Linked DNA regions of Homo sapiens: region 2 is linked to region 1. A link is a loop called in an ENCODE intact Hi-C map of the cell type or tissue named here. Cell type or tissue: HepG2. All regions are shown on one strand. Each heading gives the region's core, and the rest is flanking DNA. Links, peaks and the distances in the headings are about the cores only.

What was found. Hi-C counts contacts between places; a loop is a spot of excess contacts. Peaks named below come from ENCODE experiments on the same cell type or tissue, not always from the same donor. Only the 100,000 strongest peaks of a DNase experiment are listed, where the experiment ranks them.
Region 2: it touches region 1 in a loop (3-fold over the local background); 8 of 110 quality-filtered maps call a loop at or near these places.

The regions. Positions count from the first base shown.
Region 1 is chr2:152,400,018-152,409,973 of GRCh38, forward strand. The region is part of intron 1 of FMNL2 (formin like 2); the gene reads left to right. Among named protein-coding and RNA genes, the nearest start is that of FMNL2, 70 kb to the left of the region's middle. RefSeq lists enhancers at 1,532-2,033, 2,034-2,533, 5,258-5,552. In HepG2, for the core only: no CTCF peak of the experiment used is centred there; a DNase peak (open chromatin) is centred at 5,394.
Region 2 is chr2:152,345,280-152,355,235 of GRCh38, forward strand. The region is part of intron 1 of FMNL2 (formin like 2); the gene reads left to right. Among named protein-coding and RNA genes, the nearest start is that of FMNL2, 15 kb to the left of the region's middle. In HepG2, for the core only: no CTCF peak of the experiment used is centred there; DNase peaks (open chromatin) are centred at 5,252 and 8,302; H3K4me3 peaks cover 670 bases.

The sequences.
Region 1 (9,956 bases), core at 1,519-9,518:
CCTGATGATGCATTTTGTTTTGATGAGTTGAGTTTGAGGTTGATCACAGCAAGTGATCAATCATAAAATTAGACATCTTGGATAGAGATTGGAGATGGCAACAGATAGAAAGTGGGTTGAAAAACAAAGAATGGGCCGGGCGCAGTGGCTCATGCCTGTGGTCCCAGCACTTTGGGAAGCCGAGGCGGGCGGATCACTTGAGGTCGGGGTTTAAGACTAGCCTGGCCAACATGGCGAAACTCCGTCTCTAATAAAAAATACAAAAAGCAGCTGGATGTGGTGGCACATGCCTGCAGTCCCAGCTACTCTGTGGGCTGAGGCAGAAGAATCGCTTGAATCCAGGAGGTGGAGGAGGTTGCAGTGAGCTGAGATCGCGCCACTGCACTCCAGGCCTGGGTGACAGAGCCAGACTCGGTCTCAAAAAAACAAAAAAAATAAAAAAAATAAAGAATGCTCTTTTAGAGATTCAAGGGAAGCAGGCAGAGGGTATGGCCTTATGAGCAAAACTTAAATTTTAGGGGGCAGAAGGAAGATGCTGCAAAGAGTATGGAGGAGGAATCAGTATAACTTGTATATTTCTACCTACCTGTTTTCTTGTGCAGTTTGTTTCCTTTATGGCTTTAGAACAAGGTTTCTTAACCTTAACACTATTTATGCATTTGGGACCAGATAACTGTTATGTCATAGGTGTGTCCTGTGCTTTGTAGGATGCTGAGTGGCACCCCTGGTCCCTGCCCACTATAGGCCACTGAGTAGCACTGCCTCTTCCCAATTATGTCAACCAAAAATGTCTGTAGACTGCTGAATATGCCCTGGGGGGCAGTCACCCATAGTTGAGCCCCACTGCTTTAGGGGTAATGATTTTGTAGTTTTCTTTCTTTTTTCTTCCCACGTGTATCCTGCCCAAACCACAGCCAGGGAGGAATTGGAGGCAGGCGATGCCAGCAAAAGGGTTGAACCTTCATTTGGCTGCAAGGAGTATGTGACTCAGTTCTCAATAAAGTTACATGTAGGAAGATGTTGGGAATTATCCTGTGAAACAGTTTCATGTACTAGGAGAAGTGTGAACTGCTAAGACTATTTCATTGTAGCTCTCAACAGGCCTGGGCCTGTGATATGACTGCATTTATGGACACTGGGGTGGGATGGAGTGGAGGGAATTTTAGCTCTGAAAGTTTGGGGAATTTATCAGTTTCAAAAAGTATTATTTTACAGAAGTCCCTATGTAGTTCTTCAATGCCTTTAGGAGAAGCTATTAATTTAAATGTGTCCTGTCAAAGAAAATAAATGTGTGTCCTAATAAAGGTCCCTAAAAGTTCACGTTGGACATCTCACCCCTCCAAATGAAGTGACACAGGAGGCATACACAGTCCTAGTGGTTTCTGCATACCTGGCACACTGCCTTTTCACCTGGTAGATGCCCATGAGTTAGTTGAGTTGAATTGAAATCCCACCTGTCATTTATGCTTGAAGAATTCTTCCTTTTTGATCTTGAAAGGGGAAGGAGAAGTGCTTGGAGGCAAAAAGCTTTAATCTGTGCAAAATATCAAAGAATAAGTTCATGACCATGTCAGCGGCATTCACAGTTTCATTTGAAATCTTTATTTAGAGATTGGCCTTGGATTTGGGTGTGCTTGTTAGGTCAGTGGAGGGGAGGCTGTTGATTCAGGTTGGGGCTTTTTTCCATTTCTTAGAGTTCTCCAGGTGCTCCTCTCCTGCCTTTGAGCCTAAAGTTCATTTCTGACAGGTGCTTGATGAAGTGGTTATTATAATCAGTTTGGCCTAATACGCTATTCATAAAACTTGAAAATTGACCAAAAAGAGAGAGGCAGAGAAAAAAACTGAACTATTTTTAGGTAGTTTCAGATGTTGTGTTTAATCTTTTTTTTTTTTTTTTTTTTTTTTTGAGACGGAGTCTCTTTCTGTCACCCAGGCTGGAATGCAGTGGCGCGATCTCAGCTCACTGCAACCTCCGCCTCCCGGGCTCACATGCCATTCTCCTGCCTCAGCCTCCTGAGTAGCTGGGACTACAGGCACATGCCACCCAGCTAATTTTTTGTATTTTTAGTAGAGACAGGGTTTCACCATGTTAGCCAGGATGGTCTCGATCTCCTGACCTCATGATCCGCCCGCCTTGGCCTCCCAAAGTGCTGAGATTACAGGCGTGAGCCACTACGCCCGGCCGTGTTTGATCTTTTAAAAGCCCATAAATGCTAAGCGTTGTTCTCATCTGTAAATAGTGGTGAAACATGAAGGTATGAACAGGTGTGCTCTAAGTCAGAGGGCGGAGTGGAGGGGAACCTGCATGAAGTATCTTTCCTTAGCAGGCCAGGCACATTCCCTGCTGTTTTTGGGGAGCGGGCTCCAGGATCCTTTCCCTCTTGGAAAAGAGCAGAAAGTGCCAATTGGATCTCTGGTCACTGAATAAAACTGATCTACCCTCTGAGTGTGGCCCAGCTCTTAACAGGAGCAAATTGAGACCTCAACTGAATTCTGCCTTGAAGATCTTTTGTGATGTTTACTGGTCCACGAAGACAGGAGAGTGAGGGTAGGAAGGTGCAAGGACAGATAGTTGCTGCCAAAATGAATTTGGCCAGGTTCATTCATCTGCTCTCCCTTGCACACAGCTCTCTCATTCCTTCCTCTTTGACTTTTTAAAAAATAAACTTTTTGTTGTAGTATAGTTTCAGATGTATGGGAAAAATGAGGCTATAATACAGAGAATTCCCACATATCCTGTATCTAGTTTCCCCCATTATTATCTTAAGTTAGAATGGTATGTTTATCACACTTAATGAGCCAATACAGTTACCTTATAATTAGCTAAAGTCTGTGCTTTATTCACCTTTCCTCAGTTGATACTTAATGTTCTTTTTCGGTCCGGGGATCCCATCCAGGATGCGGTGTCACATTTAGTTGTCGTGGAGCCCCAGGCTATTTTTGGTTGTGACAGTGTCCCAGACTTTCCTTGTTTTTGATGATCTTGACAGTTTCGAGGAGTACTGGTCAGGTGTTTTGTAGAATACCCCTCAATTGAGATTTGTCTGTTGTTTTTCTGTGGCGATTCAACTGGGGTTGTGGATTTTGAGGGGGAGGATGACAGAGGTAAAGTGCCATTTTCATCACATATCAGTGTGACTTATCACATGCTGATCCTTATCACTTGGCGGAGGTAGCGTTTGCCAAGTTTCTGTACTGTAAACTGAAAAAAAAAAAAAACCCACAAAACTGTAAAAACAACAAGCAAAAACCCAAACAGCTCTGTCATCTTCAGAAGGACGTCACTGTGTACAGCGTACACTTGAGGAGTGGGATGTTGAGAGAGGAGGATCTATCTAACTTATTTGGAATTCTTCTGCCTGGGAGATTTGTCTCTTCTTCCCCATTTATGTATTCAGTCATTTGTATCAGTGTGGACTCATGGATGTTTTTATCCTTTGGGTTAGAATCTAATACTGCTTTATTTTGTTTGAATCGTTTCAGCTTTGACCATTGGGAGCTCCTTACTTGGCTTCTGTGTCCCTTTCTTGGCATACACTCATTTTTTTTTTTTAAGTACTTCCTTTCTGGCACTACAGAATTCCTCTTTGACTTTTTGTGTGCCTTTGTAATGCTTTCTGCCTGGTGTAGGAGTAGTGACAGATCACATACTTGGTGGCCTGAAAGCTAAGGTTTTGGTCTCAGCTCTGCTGCCCAATTCACGTCACCTTTGTGACCCTGTTGTCTCTAAAATGATCTTTAGCTAACAGAATTATAAGAAATAAATGTAGGGCCGGGCACAGTGGCTCACGCCTGTAATCCCAGCACTTTGGGATGCCAAGGTGGGTAGATCATGAGGCCAAGAGATTGAGACCAACCTGGCCAACATGGTGAAACCCCCTCTCTACTAAAAATGCAAAAATTAGTTGGACATGGTGGTGAGCCCCTGTAGTCCCAGCTTCTTGGGAGGCTGAGGCAGGAGAATTGCTTGAACCCAGGAGGCAGAGGTTGCAGTGAGCCGAGATCACGCCACTGCACTGCAGCCTGGTGACAGAGCGAGACTCCGTCTCAATAAATAAATAAATAAATGTAAAAGGACTTCACACATTGGTTATCAATCCATACCCCCCGCCTTTTTTTTGGACATTGAAGCACATCTTCAGACTTCCATCTCTGGGTCTTTCTGCAGCCCCAGAACATGTTTATTGAATGAATTAATGCATCTTCAATGAATGTAACTGTTACTACTGTGTATCATCGGTTTGTTCAGTTAAATACGTATCAATGGACAAGCTTTTCCTTTCCTACATAAACATTTTGTTTTTTGGTTATCTTGTATCTCCTCACATCCCATAGCATTGCAGTGGTTCACAGGCACTTAACAGAGAAAGGGGACACCAAGCTGAATTTAAATAGAAAAAATAATGAAATATATATCATCTTTGGGGATAATGTCATTTTCTGTTTCTTCCTACAACTTGAGCCCTCAGAATTACTCGTAATGGGGTGTTTGTGTCATCTGATTGCCAATGATGGCTGAGTGAGTGAATGCATATTTGGAGTGACCTGGAATTCTGATGTAGGTAAGGGATTCAGAAGGATTATGTTTAGATTAATTTTTCTGCAGAGTTCTCCAGCAGAGTCCTAATCAAAAATTGGTGGTGGTGGCGGTGGCAGTGGCAGCAGCATTAAACACAACAAAGGCAGAACGGATCCTTATTTGCATCATTCAGTCCAGTGGGTGCCGTTAGCTACCATCCTAGAGTGGGTGTGGAATAAATTATATGTATAAAATTTTTTTGAGAAGAGGAGGATGAGCTGGTCACATGTGGCATTTTCTCCCATGTTGAAATAACATGAGATGGAGAACATTGTGTGTTGATGTCTATCTACAAGTTGATTTTTGTCTTAAGATAAGCAGAGCCTCCCTACAACAGGCCCTGAGTACTGCATCACCTTCCTCCAGTTTGAAAAACTGACGGGGGTTCTTACCAGTCTTTGTTAATTCCTGTCTCCGGAAAGAATGGTTGGTAAAGGCACATCCGTATTCTGACATGTTGAGAAAGAAAGGATACATGCTTGGGAACAGAAGTTGAGGCTGTAAATTGTTGGTGGTCTTACTAGTATTGGGAGGCTGTTTTATCCCTGGCATCTAGCTGCTTGTATGGACGCTGGGGTTCTAGAAATAAGTTTTTACTCCTTTGGCTATAATGAGCTGGGCATTATCATTAACTAGAAGGCTGGATTGGAAAGGTTTGGGAAGCAAAGGTCCTTCTGACATTCAACGCATCTTCCTTTCTGGTCTTTTTTGGAGCAGATTTTTCTTCTGTGCTCTCTAGGAAGCTGATGTGGTTCCTGTCCTCCAACTGACCAGTACCTAGAATGTCAACAGAATGACTCATGTCCCCAACATCCTGTCCTTGTTCTGGAGAAAGGGAACTGTTTGCCTTTGGAAAACACAGTGCTTACCTCTGGAAAAACCCCAAAGCAAGCATAGCTTCAACACAGTTTTCCTTAAAGCTCTTGTGATGTCTTGTGATTTTTTTTCCTTGTGACTTTTTGTAATGAAAGTGTTGGTTTTCCTGTGTCTACCTTGCGTGCCAGGTGGTTGAGAATTAGGGAGCTTTAGGTGTTGGAAAGGACCCTAGAGACCAACTGGTCCAACTCCTCTTTATGGTTTTAGAAACAAAGGCCAAGTTGAAGTAAAGTGACTTGAGATCTAGAAACTGGTCAGTGATAATCAGGACTAATTAGTACCTGGGTCTCCTGATTCCTGGTTCTGGGTCTTTGATTTTTATGGTTTGCAGTAGGTTTTTGAACAGTTCACTTGGCTGCCTTATTGGAAGTTCTATCTATGCAGAATGATATTGATATGGGTGGATATTTAAAACTACATATATTATAACATAGTAAAGTCTTTAAGAATACATGATATACATTGAGTTGTTATTCAGAAGCTAGGGGGATGTAGAAGAGTAAGAATTCTTCTGATTTTCAGGACATTCTGTCATAATTTAGCCTTAAGACAGATTTTGGGCAAGGTATATATATCTCTTGTGACTACAAAAGGAGGCTGGATTAGATTAGTTTCATTTGTTGTTTCAGGCTCTGAAATGTTATGATTCCCTATGTCTATAAGTGTATGCTGCACATTTTTTTCCTTCAGTAGTAGAGAATGTCTGCAATGTGGTTAAATCCTTATTCTTTAATTCCAGTATTATAGAATATGGGTTCCATGTAATTTACATTCATGTTGTTTTTCTTGTCAAAGAGGGAACTGAGATAGTTATCTACTGTGTTCAGTAGCATTTTGAGTGGGGAGAGAGAGCTATAGTGTAAGCTTGAACTTGAGCAGACATTAGCACTCTGTTAGGTTACAATTGGTGTTAACAGTAGAGAAAAGAATCAGAGGAAGAGGAGGAAAGAGACTGGTGTGTGGGAGCTAAGGCCCATTATTTTGTTATGGGCTTCTTCCCCTTTTGAGTGACTTAAATGATGTGATTGAAGATATTTGATAGCTCCATCAAGATGGTAGTCTCAATTCCTTCTACAGCCCACACTTTCTCCTCCTAGATTTGAATTGTTATGATGGTAGCATAATTTTTGACAAATGATGTTTGTGTGGAAGTGTACCTTTTATCTGAGTTGAGTCATTGCTTTTGATATTATCACCTCCATTTTACAGATGAGCAAATTTAGTCTGAGAGAATGGTTAAATTTAGAATTTAACCATATGACCTTCCAGGCACCACGTACTGTTCCACTTTAAGTCTAAGACGTTTCATTTACATTTTGTTCTTACTGATTTAGAAAAGTTTATTGTTTTCATTTTCTCACATTACTTCCTGGTGCCTGGCATAGGACTATAACTGAAACATTTTTATAAATGATTTAAAGGTATTGAATGTGATGAACTGGAAAAGAAGAAAAAAGCTTCCTGAGTCACCCAGACTTCATCCTGGCTCTGTCACTTTGTAATCTTGAGAGGAAAGATTAACTTCTCTAAGCATCAGTTTTCCCACCTGAAAAAGTCAGGAAAATATTATTTTCCATACTGGGTTGCTGGGACGATTAGAAACCGAGCATCTGAAAACTCTTTGCACAGTGCTTAAGGTAATTAATGAGTGTTTGTCATTATACTTATGTTGATGTTAAATTAACATCTTAAAGAACTCTAAAATATTTTTCACTTTCTGTTTTTGTTTTTTTTTTCTTTCCCCCTGAAGCTTCAGAATGTCATTTCCTCTAAATGCCTGCCACCCTCAGGGAGTTCTAGTAATAGGGTGAACATAACATCAATGGAATATGAGGAGTTACTATTAGCAGATGCTATTTGTTTCCCTTTTCATTTCTTTTTTTACAGTCGTTTGGGAGAAACCCTTCCAGCCCTGGGCGATGCGGTGTGTCAGTGTCTGCCTTTCTGCCGACTCCTGACAGCGCCTCCCTTCAGGGGTGTGGGTGGAGCTCTTCATGCCTGCCCCTCCTGCTCACATTTCTCGGTTCACTGGAAAAGTCCCCAAATCTTTTTGTCTGCTCAGTTGTGGCCTAGTAGCCAGAGTGGCTCGTGCATTAAACGAAGAGGAACCTATGTTTCTTCTCTTTTCAGCATTTTGGCTGAATTTTGAATTTTTATCTGCCCCATTGAGTCTGTTGGCTCTGGCTGCTGCTGTACCAAGCCCTCTTTCTGGTGTTCATAAACCAATGAGAGTACAATTTCATGGCCTGGGTCAGGCTTGTTTGTTGGTTTCGTCTTAATTAGAAGCAAACCTCTTTGTCTTCCCTTTTCTTCATCTTCCAGGGAGAAATGGATTTTCTAGGCTGAGCAAATTAATCATAGTGGTGTCTAATAAAAAACAATCACCACTGCAGTACCTGGCACACAGTAGGTACTCAGTAGCTGAAAGAAACAGTTCCTGTAGCTCTTCCAAGGTATCCAGCATTTTGTGCAGGTAGGCTGGGGGCTGCTGAAGGATCTGTTTGTGAAAGACGAGAATTAGCTTAAGTAACTTGGGTTGGAAAAGTCACTCTGCCTTCTGAGTGACATATGGGGGCTGGAAGGTGGCAGAGAACAGGGTTGGAGAGTTTCTCTGGTAGGTGGATTAGTGTTGTTCCCAGCTCAGAATAAGGTACATATTTGAAAGTTACTTAACACAGAGCCTTGGATTCTGCCTGTAGGATAATAGATATTGAGTAGTTGTGATAAGTAATCATATGTAGCACTTAGGTCTTTTTATCTTCAAAGAACTTTTTTAAAAAAAACACTTTTAAACACAATGAATTCTACCTTGTATCTTTATCGTAGCCCTAATGTTCTCTTCTGTGTCTTTGTCGTATTATGTTTCTTAGGACAAGTGAGTAAGCTTTGTCAATTGGTTTATAAAACATTTATGCATTTAAAGCTTCCAGGGAGTGAGAATTGAAATTACAGTATCTGGGGCTTCATATTTGCTGGCAAACTGCTGGCTTAGCATTTTCTTCCCTCTTGTCTGTTTTTCCCAAGCTATAGCAGAGATTAAATGAAATTTAGGAATTGTGTGTGAGATTTTGTTTCTCCTTGAAATACAGATGCTCCTAGACTTACGGGTTTTTTTTTGCCCTGATAAACCCATTGTAAGTTGAAAATATTGACAATATTGTAAGTCAAAAATGCATTTAATATAGCTACCCTATGAAACATCCTAGCCTAGACTACCTTAAACATGCTGAGAACACTGACATTAGCCTATAGTTGGCAAAACCATCTAACACAAAGCCTATTATAATAAAGTGTTGAATATCTCATGTAATTTATTGAATACTGTACTGAAATTGAAAAAACAGAATGGTCGTATGGGTACTGGAATTATGGTTTCTACTGAATATATATCGCTTTTGCACCATTGTAAAATTGGAAAATTGTAAGTCAGGGACCATCTGTAGTTCTGTCAGGATGGGTGAAATGCTTGCTGTGCAGTGCATTGATTTCTAAAGTCAATCCTTAGCAGATACTTTAAAACAACAAAGAACTAGAAGTTTCCTGGTTAAGAGGGAAGAAGGGTTTGCAATTGGCTTCATAAATTTCTTCTCAGGCTTTTAAAGTTATGAGTCAAGAACCTTCGAAGCAGTGTTCGTAGGTGCATCCTTTCCTTCCTCACCCCATATTTCATTTATATAACAAGATACTTCAAAGATGCTCCAAAGAAATAAAGACAGTATAATTCCAAATGATTAGCTCAAATCCGACTGCCACATTCAAGGCTTAAAAAAAATTCTCAATTGCTGTGAGGGATTAGAAAAATGGCAGCTGGCAAAAATGCCTTCAGTATAAAGATGATAAGACGCCACTTATTAATTCTTTATATAAGCAATGGTTTTTTTTGGTGAGGATATGGAGAAAGGTAATAAAATCATGGTCTCTGCTGTGGGTAAAACTAGTTTGAGAGCCCCTCCCCTGCTGCTTTTTTCAGAAGTTTAAAAAGGAGGTCAGGAGCAGAGAGTTAGTTTCCCTGACTGGGGGAAGTTAAGGAAAGGAGTGTGAGTGAGGTCATGGAGAAGGCATGGTGAAGTTTCACAGTCTTGTGGATAAGTTTCCCATTTGATATGGGATATAGTTGAGAGTTACATCAAATGGAGTTGCCACCAACATGACTGCTAATGGTGACTCTGGGTACAGAGGACATGGCATAGTAGTAGTTATGCAGTAATCGGACCCTGATTAACGATGAAGCTGATGATGGCATTGATACTTTATGGAGAACTTTGTATGTGTTTTTCCCCCATTTAATCCTTACAGTCACCATTTTCAGATGGTAGCTGGGAGTAGTAGATAATTTTCCCAGGGTCATATTGCTTAGGGGCAAAGCTGGGATTTGTAACCATGATGCAATACTGCACCTGGTGGATGTAGTCAGGGTTATCAAAATAAAGAAAAATTGACCCAAAGATATATTTTAGAGGCAGAAACAATAATAGCTTAGTAATAGTCTAGGTGTGTGAAC
Region 2 (9,956 bases), core at 1,035-9,034, 55 kb before region 1:
TGACAATTTTACAGTGGCAGAAAGATTGAAAATAGTCTCATCTGCCCTCATTGAATAAATTGAATAAAAAAGGAATAACATTCTTTTTTTTATTGGCATAGAAGGAAGCATTATGATAACTAATAGCAGGAGAAGTTGGATATGTCATGATCAGATTTGCACCATGGCAACACTCAGTTTTGCCCAGTGAGTTCAGTACTGCTAAATGTCTTATTTGTGAAAGCTAGAGAACCTAAAATGCAAAGGCAGTGAATTGGGTGAATAGCTTTGTTAGGTTCAGTTCTGGCCCTTTCATTCCCTGATATGGTCACCTTTGTTGTTCTTCCAAAGAAATTTTCTCTTTGGTGACAATGGAGTATCTTGACTAATCAGGGTTCTTTATTCCCAAGGACTTCTGCCTGGTGAACCTAGGAAGCCAAATGTTTTGGGACCAGGATGCCATAAACTTGGATTCCCAGGGCCTTACCATAAAGTCACTCTACACCAACTAATTTGGCCATCCAGATGCGAACCTGGAGAAGCCATTTAGAACTCTGTGGCCTCCTGGGCTTGTGCAGCCCTTCCTCTTGCCAGTGTTTACACCCTCCAGTGGCCTTTTATAGCAGAATGTTTGGTTTGGTTCTCAGGGTCCACTTTTTGGAAAGCATTGTTTGGCTTAGAAATCTCCAGATCATTTGTGAATTTACCAGGTCTCATTTCTCATTTAATTAAACAAGTCTTTAACATTAAACACCTATAGTTTTTTTTTTCTTTTTCTTCTTTTTAGATGGAGTCTCACTCTGTTGCCCACGCTGGAGTGCAGTGGCACAATCTTGGCTCACTGCAACCTCCACCTCCTGGGTTCAAGCGATTCTCCTGCCTCAGCCTCCAGAGTGGCTGGGATTACAGGTGCATGCCTCTGTGCCCGGCTAATTTTTGTATTTGTAGTAGAGACGGGGTTTCATCATGTTGCCCAAGCTGCTCTTGAACTCCCAACCTCAGGTGATCCGCCCACCCCAGCCTCCCAAAGTGCTGGGATTACAGGTGTGAGCCACTGCACCTGGCCTATACTTTTATTATTTCACCAGTAATTATCAGAAGTTCTGGCAGGGTGTGGTGGCTCACATCTGTAATTCCAGTGCTTTGGGAGGCTGAGGTGGGAGAACTGCTTGAGGCCTGGAGTTTGAGACCAGCCTGGGCAACAGCAAGATCCTGTGCCTGTGAAAATTAAAAAAAGAAACCACACACAAAAAAACTGGCTTAGTGGCACACTCCCTGTAGTCCTAGCTACTTGGGAGGCTGAGGTGGGAGAATTGCTTGAGCCCAGCAGTTCGAGGCTGAAGTGAGCTGTAATCATGCCACTGTACTACGGCCTGGGTGACAAAGTAAGATACCCTATCTCTAACAACAAAAAAAGTTCCACGATTGATTTCCTCTGATGTTTCTAATGATAATGGAGAAATTTAAAAATTCTTTCTTGGTCATTTTTTAGAATGATATTACCTGATCCTCTTTTAAAAAAATCTTTTCATGGCCAGGCACGGTGGCTCAGACTGGGTGCCATGGCTCATGCCTATAATCCCAGCACTTTGGGAGGCCGAGGTGGGCAGATCACGAGGTCAGGAGTTCGAGACCAGCCTGGCCAACATGGTGAAACCCCGTATCTACTAAAGATACAAAAAATTAGCTGGGCATAGTGGCACACACCTGTAGTCCCAGCTACTTGGGAGGCTGAGGCAGGAGAATCGCTTGAACCTGGGAAGCGGAGGTTGCAGTGAGCCGAGATCCTGCCACAGCACTCCAGTCTGGGTGACAGGGCGATATTCCGTCTCAAAAAAAAAAAATTTTTTTTTCACAAACCAGACACAGTTGCAACCAACTCCCAGATCAGGAATCAGAATCCCTCCCTCCCTCTTGTTCTTCAGGAGTGGTGAGACTTGGCTTCTGGTCTCCCAGCCACAGTTATTGCTCACCTGAACTTACTTTCTCAGCGGTCACACTTCATGTGGAAGAGAGTAGGCCACAGGATTGTGCCTTGTGGTCTGACTCCAAGTGACTCTAACCATGAGGTTTCCACCACTTCCTTTGAGAGCATTCCTAGTCCAAGTAGGCCTGAGCATTAGGAAATATTGACACTGCAGCATTTTCTTGTTGCTTTTAGTTATATCATCATTGATCACCTTAATGGTATTTTTGTTTGTGTGTATAGTATCCCTGCTTTTCATAATACTGAGAAGAGGATATTTTGATTTGTGTTCCCAAAGTAAAGCATGAATGGGGAGGGATGGCCACAGAGAAAATGAGCATTTGAAATTTTGGGCATTAATACTTGGAATTACGGATATGTAGGTACAAAATTTATGTGCTCCTTCTCAAGTGTAAGTTCTGACCTTTAGCTTTTGTTATCTTTCTTGATGACTCTTGAAATATTAAAAGGTATAAGACTGTGAATTTCATGTTCTGGTTCAATTTCCCATCACAGCCCTATTGTGTTATTCCAGACATTATTAATAGATAAAATTTGAGGGGCTCATGGCCACGTTTGTTGGTCTCTCTTCTTTTCTCTGCTTTGTAACTCCTGTATCCCTCACAGCCTTCTTCCTGAAGCCAGCTACGACTTGGCCAGACCCATCTCCTCTTCTGTTTCTTTACAAGTCCCTAACTTGGAAGTTTTTTTTTTTTCTTTTTCGTTTTTTAATCCCTGTCCCCAGATTAGGCCTGTGCTTTCTCTCCTTCGTATTTTTTTCCCCCGGTGATTCCCCTGCATAGGATGGGCTCTCTTCGCTTCTCTGCTTACTGAAACTATACCAGCCTTCAAAGTTTTCTACAGTCCCACTTTTTCCGAGGGTCCTTACAGACCCACGTCAGCATGGGGGTGATGAGAAAAACAACTCTCCTTACTTTGATCGCTTTGTGGTATGAATTATCTCTTACTCATGAGGCACTTGATTAAATATCACTTTGTATAACTTCTGATTGTAAAATAGGGAGATGCTTTCATATGTAGCTTTGTAGTTGCTCATTACATTCTTAGCCATTTGTTTGTGTCTTTGTTTCACCTGCCAGTTCACACTGTGGGCTCCTGAAAGGCAAGGATCATGTCTTACGGGGTCTGACAGCTTTTACTTGGCTTAGCCTTGGGAAGGGTCCCAGCAAATGATTGCTGACTTGATAAGGGAACGGTGCCCACTGAAAGAGGACTGGGAATTGGAGTGGCTGCTCTGGATACCTATTTAACTGACCACACTAGGCTGACTATTAATTGCACATAACTTGCCTTTGTGTTGAAATGACACTTGGTCATAGATTCTTATTCATCTTGGTATTCCCCTTATCACTTGACTGTGGTAGGTGTCCAAGAATACGAAACATTCAGAGACAACAAGTTGGCATCATGCTTCCCTGACTCCTTGTGAATTAGCAGAAGAGGAGGAGGGCAGTTTATATTTTCTTTTTTGTTGGAGTGAGGTAAGTTTAAATGGGCAGCGTTCTTTGTTTTGGCATGTTAGTGCTTTGCTGTTTGCAGAGTGCTCTCCAATTGTCTTCTGTGCTTCTAAGGGTTTTTTTTTTTTTTTTTTTTTTTTTTTGAGACGGAGTCTCGCTCTGTCGCCCAGGCCGGACTGTGGACTGCAGTGGCACAATCTCGGCTCACTGCAAGCTCCGCTTCCCGGGTTCACGCCATTCTCCTGCCTCAGCCTCCCCAGTAGCTGGGACTACAGGTGCCCGCCACCGCGCCCGGCTAATTTTTTGTATTTTTTAGTAGAGACGGGGTTTCACCTTGTTAGCCAGGATGGTCTCGATCTCCTGACCTCATGATCCACCCGCCTCGGCCTCCCAAAGTGCTGGGATTACAGGCGTGAGCCACCGCGCCCGGCCACTTCTAAGGGTTTTAAATAAATGAGACAAATAGGGCATGAGACTGGATGGCTTGAAGTTATATAAGAAGGTGGTGAAGTTTGTGATCCAGTCCTAGGTCTTCATACTAAAACTCCGGGGTGCATTCCACTGTAAACTAATGATGTTTATGAATTCTCTCGAGTTCTGTTAGGTGCTTTATATGCATTATCGTTGATGCTCATGACAACTTTTCCAGGGAGGTATTGTCTTCCTTTTACTAATGAGACAATGGGCTGAGGGTGTTAACGTGGCCACTACCCAATCCTGGGGGCAGAGTTTGAATCCAGGCCTGCCTGAGACAGCCTGCTTCTTTCTACTGCACTACACTATTATGTTTTCTGAGTTAGCTCTAAGATGTCATTAAATGTATGCTTCTTGTTCGTTCTTCACATACCCTCTGTACTAAACTCATTATTTCATACAATAGCTGCTTTGAATGAGTCCAACTTGTGTTATATGCTGCAAAATCTGACCTTAATCTCAAGGGACTCAGGATGTAGCTGGGGAAACAAGCAACAATAAGCAACCCAGAGAGCTTCATAATCAGTGTAGATGTAGATATGCTAAGGGTTTGGAGGGAAGGTGCCTTTTCTGAATTCTGAGTGTTCAGAAAATGTTTCCTTGGAATAGGAAGTAGGTGAGATTCTAGCTCAGTCCCAACCACTGCTGGGCTGCACTTTTCATTCTACATTGTGCATTTTTGCTCCTTTGGTGCTTATATGCTTTATTCAGACAGTCCAAAAAATATTTCTTGAGCGTTTACTGTGTGCCAGGCAGTGTTGTAGGCACTGGAGGATGCTGTACTGAGGTGGGATCGATTGAACGTCTGCTCCCAAGGAATTTACATTTTAATGGGAGGGCGTAGAGGGGGAAGCCAGACCTGAAGGGGATGCACAGGTACAGAAATGGAGCGTTTAGATGGTGGAAAGTGCCATGAGGAGAATAAAATGGGATATGTGAAGTGGTGTCATCCCGATAAGGTCTGAGTGAGGAGGAGCAGGCAGCTAGTGTGATCAGGTAAGAGCCCTCGGGAGGGAGGAGTAGCCAGAGTACGATTTGTTTCTCCGTTTGCTGGTTCAGGAGCAGTTTCCAGGGACCCTGGAGCAAGTGAAGGGTCATTCCACAGCATATGGGATATACTCAGCCCAGACAGCTTCAGACCTTGCCCATGGGACAGCCTCAAGGTGGAGGCTCAGGAGTCTGTCCCCTCACTCTGTTGTCGGTAACAGAGCCATTTCTTATAGGTGGTTTTGTGTAGTCAGAGTTCTGCCTCTTGTTAAATTCAGGTGATTTTCAAAGAAATGAGTATTTCAGAATTGCCATTGTTCTAGACCCATGGGACAGACTGTTTGAGAATGGACTGTTTGATCAGTGTGAGCTGTGCCCTAAATGCAGGCACTCTGAAGGCCAGTACTTAGAATGGCTTTCTTTGTCTGCTTGAAGCTATAGGTTGACCTGGGACAGGCAAGGTATTACGGAAGAGAATTACTTTATTGCTGTTAACTTGCTACTAGCTTGTAGCTCAGATTCTTTCCCTCTTTTTCTTTTTTATATTTCCTTTACAAAATTATTGTATTTTAAGGGGCATACAAGAATTTTACAAAGAAGGCTGGGCACGGTGGCTCACGCCTGTAATCCCATCACTTTGAGAGGCCGAGGTGGGCAGATCACTTGAGGTCAGGACTTCGAGACCCACCTGGCCAACACGGTGAAGCCCTGTCTCTATTATAAATACAAAAATCGGCCGGGTATGGTGGCGCGCACTTGTAGTCCCAGCTACTTGGGAGGCTGAGGCAGGAGAATCGCTTGAACCTGGGAGGCGGAGGCTGCAGTGAGCTGAGATCACACCACTGCACTCCAGCCTGGGTAACAGAGTGAGACTCTTTCTCAAAAAGAATTTTATAAAGAGGTGCAATTCTTAAGATAAAAATAAAGTGAAAGTTGTGTATAGTTAAAATTATCCCAAAAATACCTGAAGTTGCCCATGAAAGTACATGTTCAATTCTGTAGTGAAACAACCCTAGAAAGCAATTATTATTTCTTTTAAATTTTACTTTAAGTTCTGAGATACATGTGCAGAACGTGCAGGTTTGTTACATAGGTATACATGCCATGGTTTGCTGTACCTATCAACCTGTCATCTAGGTTTTAAGCCCTGCATACGTTAGGTATTTGTCCTAATGCTCTCCCTCCCCTTTCCCACCAATCCCAGCAGGTTCCATTGTGTGACGTTCCCCTCCCGGTGTCCATGTGTTCTCATTGTTCAACCCCCACTTATGAGTGAGAACTTGTGGCATTTGGTTTTCTGTTCCTGTGTTAGTTTGCTGAGAATGATGGTTTTCAGCTTCATCCATGTCCCTGCAAAGGCCATGAACTCATCCTTTTTTATGGCTGCATAGTATTCCATGGTGTATATGTGCCACATTTTCTTTATCCAGTCTATCATTGATGGGCATTTGGGTTGGTTCCAAGTCTTTGCTATTGTAAATAGTGTTGCAGTAGACATACGTGTGCATGTGTCTTTATAGTAGAATAATTTATAATCTTTTGGGTATATACCCATAATGGGATTGCTGGGTCAAATGGTATTTCTGGTTCTAGATCCTGGAGGAATCACCACACTGTCTTCCACAATGGTGGAACTAATTTACACTCCCACCAACAGTGTAAAAGCATTCCTATTTCTCCACAGCCTCACCAGCACCTGTTGTTTCCTGACTTTAATAATCACCATTCTAACTGGCATGAGGTGGTATCTCATCGTGGTTTTGATTTGCATTTCTCTAATGACTAGTGATGATGAGCTCCTAGAAAGCAATTCTTATGCGTGTTAAAGTTTGAGAACCTTTAAGCATGATTAAAAGAGAAGCCACAAAAGAAAAGTGGGCAATTCTGACTTAGAACTCTCAGACCTCTAGCAGTGACTGGAGGATGGGTGGGAATTTTGGTATCTTCCTGCTTGCCAGTAGGTTTACACAATTCGATATCAGAATAAGTCTTTAAATACATATTAGTGGCTTTGTTTATTGTGAGGATTTTAAGGTAGCCCTAATGTGGGTTTAAATGTGGATTTCATGCATGTTCAGTAATAATACAATATAGGTCACTTGTGTATTTCTTTAATCGTTTCAGTAAACATGAATGGTAGCTCAGGAAACCTGAAAGGTAGGTATATCCCTGTCTCATATATGAGAAACTCAGGATTAGGGAAGTTAAAAATCTTACCTGAGAACACATATTTCTAGTAGGTAATAAAGCTGAAAATCAAATTTCTCGACTCAAAAGCCGTGCTCCTAACATTCTGTTTTGACTCCCAATGCAAAAATATTATGTAAATATAAGCTATATGTAGAATAAATATAAATGTTTCAAAGTAAATTGACAGCCTTGTGATGGCAAGCTCATCATCTTTTCAGTCTGTGTTCATTTTGTTATATACCCAGAACCAACAGTAACTACATATCCTTCAGAAAAATTACAGATAAAATGAGAACTGGATGAATAAAGCCACTGTTCACTATTGAAATAGTAAAGGCCAAATAAGCTTGTGATCAAATCTTTTTTTTTTTTTTCTAGTAACAGTTGTCCTCTGAAGGCTTTCTGAAGGCTCTCTTTCAGACAACTGTCTCTGAACCTTTGTTTTTTTAAATGCCCCTAGTAAAATGGCTGTGTTGTTACAGCTTGAAGGCTGTGTGGTAAGCCTTTGCTCAGCCCTCAGTGATAACCCATAGACTTGGACTTCCATGTGAGAAGAACAACCATTATTATATTGTGTTAGTAGGCCTTGTGTTGGAGATTGCTTATTTTTAAAAAAACAAATGCCATGTGATCTTATTTCTATTTAACCAATGTTTTGCTTGAGTGTACCAAGCAAGGCCTCTTGAGATGCTGGGACACAAAGGTGAATTTTATTTTCCCTTTTGCCTTTGAGTAGTTAACTGCCTAGTAGATGAGATACTGGAGGTAAGAGAATGAAGATTATAGGATATTTAAAGGCATTTATCATACATATATGTGTTATGTTTATAATGTGCTATAGAAGGACATATTAAAGTTGAAGTTTCTAATATTTTAGATTAAGCTGATAAATCTAGACAACTTACTTTGGCTGAAGGTTATAATACATAATTGCATGAATTCTGCTCTGTGCCTGAATGCTTAGAGATTTGAGTGTGTGTCTAGGTATATCTGTGCAAACAACTTGGAAGAATCTGGTAAAAAGTATTAATACCAGGATCAGCCTTTTAGGTGGTAAGAGAATCTACCCCAAAGGCAGTCGACTCTAAGCCTTACTTCTCTAGGTTGCAAGCATCAGAAAGTAAGTATATGTCCCTATACTCACTTTGTTAGAAAGCCCACAGTCTTTTCTGCAAAGTCTATTTAACAAAGCTTGTTTATGATCTTGGACTTTGGACTAAACCTGAGTTTGAATCAGGATTTTGCTGCTTACTAATTGATTGACCTTTCTAAGCCTTGGTAGCCACATCCGTCATGAGCTCAAGAGCTACCTTTTTGACTTGTTATGGATATTAAGTGATATTGCTTAGTACAGTCAAGTTGTGGCAGTCAGGTAAGCACCTCACAAGAAGTGGTTGTTCTGATTATTTTGTACTCTTTTAAAATTTGACTTTATTAAAGCACTGGCTTTAGGGTCCAAGCTGTGGACTTTAACTGGATTCTAGTATATTTTACAGGTAACTTTAGTTAAATCATCATCAACCTCAAATGTGAAGAACAAGTGAAGCAGGGCCCCCAGAACGCCCAGAATTGAACTAATGGTGGCTTGTATTTGCTACTCTTGCCATAAGATTGTACCTACTGACCTTCTGTGATACATCAGTGTTTTCAAAGTTCTGGTCCATGCATGCAGCCCCACTTGGATTTATGTTGACTCTTGTATATTTTGTTCTTTCTAGAAAAAGAGACCCAGGTGTTTCAGGGCATTGGGCTATTCCATTTCAGAGCCTAATGGAAGTGCTAGTGTTTTCATAATTGGAACAGACAACTGCCATGCTACATATGGTGCTGTGACCACTGAGCAGCTTGTTCACAATGAGAAAATACATTGAAGTTGTGACCATTTGAGCCTTGAAGAAACTGCTGTTGAAGTTTTGTTTGGCTCCAGCTCCATCCTGGAATGGATGGAGTCATTTGGAATTATTCTGAATTCCAGTAGTGGCAAAAAAAAAAATTGTGTAACTTGTATATAGATGGTTTTCTGTTTGATTAACAGCATTGTTCAATAAAAGATGCATTGTTTTAAATCAAGAATACGGTGCCATCTGACTTGATCTAGGAGGCACAGAAAGAAGACATTACAGATTACATTCCCCAGTAAACCCCTGCGTTATTTTTTCCAGAAGGTTCTATATTAATCTGTTTGGGTTGCGTCCTACGTGATCTTGCTGAGTCAGACAGAGCTAAGCTTATGAAACAAAGGCTAGTCCCAAATCAAATAAAAACACACCACCATCCAGAAATGAGAGCCTAGAATTTTCTAAAGATGCACACATCTTTCTTACTATCTGGTGAGGAAAATTGCTCATTTTTCTCTCAGCTGATAAATATCACTTTTGCCCTAAATTTTTGTAGTGGCAATCTACTTTTTTAAGTTGGTGAGATAAAAGAATATTTGATAGCACTGTCAGACTAGTCTGAGATAAAATTCTCTGTGTTCTCAGACCCTTAAGGGTTCTTAAATTGCATGGGCGGAAGCTGTGTGCATGTTTTTCTTGGTGCCCTATTTCCATATCAAATAGCCTTAATTTTTGTATTTTAGTAATGAAGGTATGAACCCATTCTGTCAGGCTTCTTATGCCGTTTATTGTAGCCTTTAGTCAGCTTAGAATAGCATGAAAGGAAGTAATAAGCCAACTCTAAGAAGGTCCAGATGAAAAGGATTATAATATGGTACAAAAATAATAGCATGCCTGGCCTAGCCATGTGACTCATTTCTTTTGGAGTATTCCTTTTGACAGCTTTTTTGAATCACACATCAATCACAATGCTGGTATTTTTGGCGGGGTGCTAGACGTTACTCTAATGCTCATGATGGTAACTGCCAAAAGTGAACAAAGAGG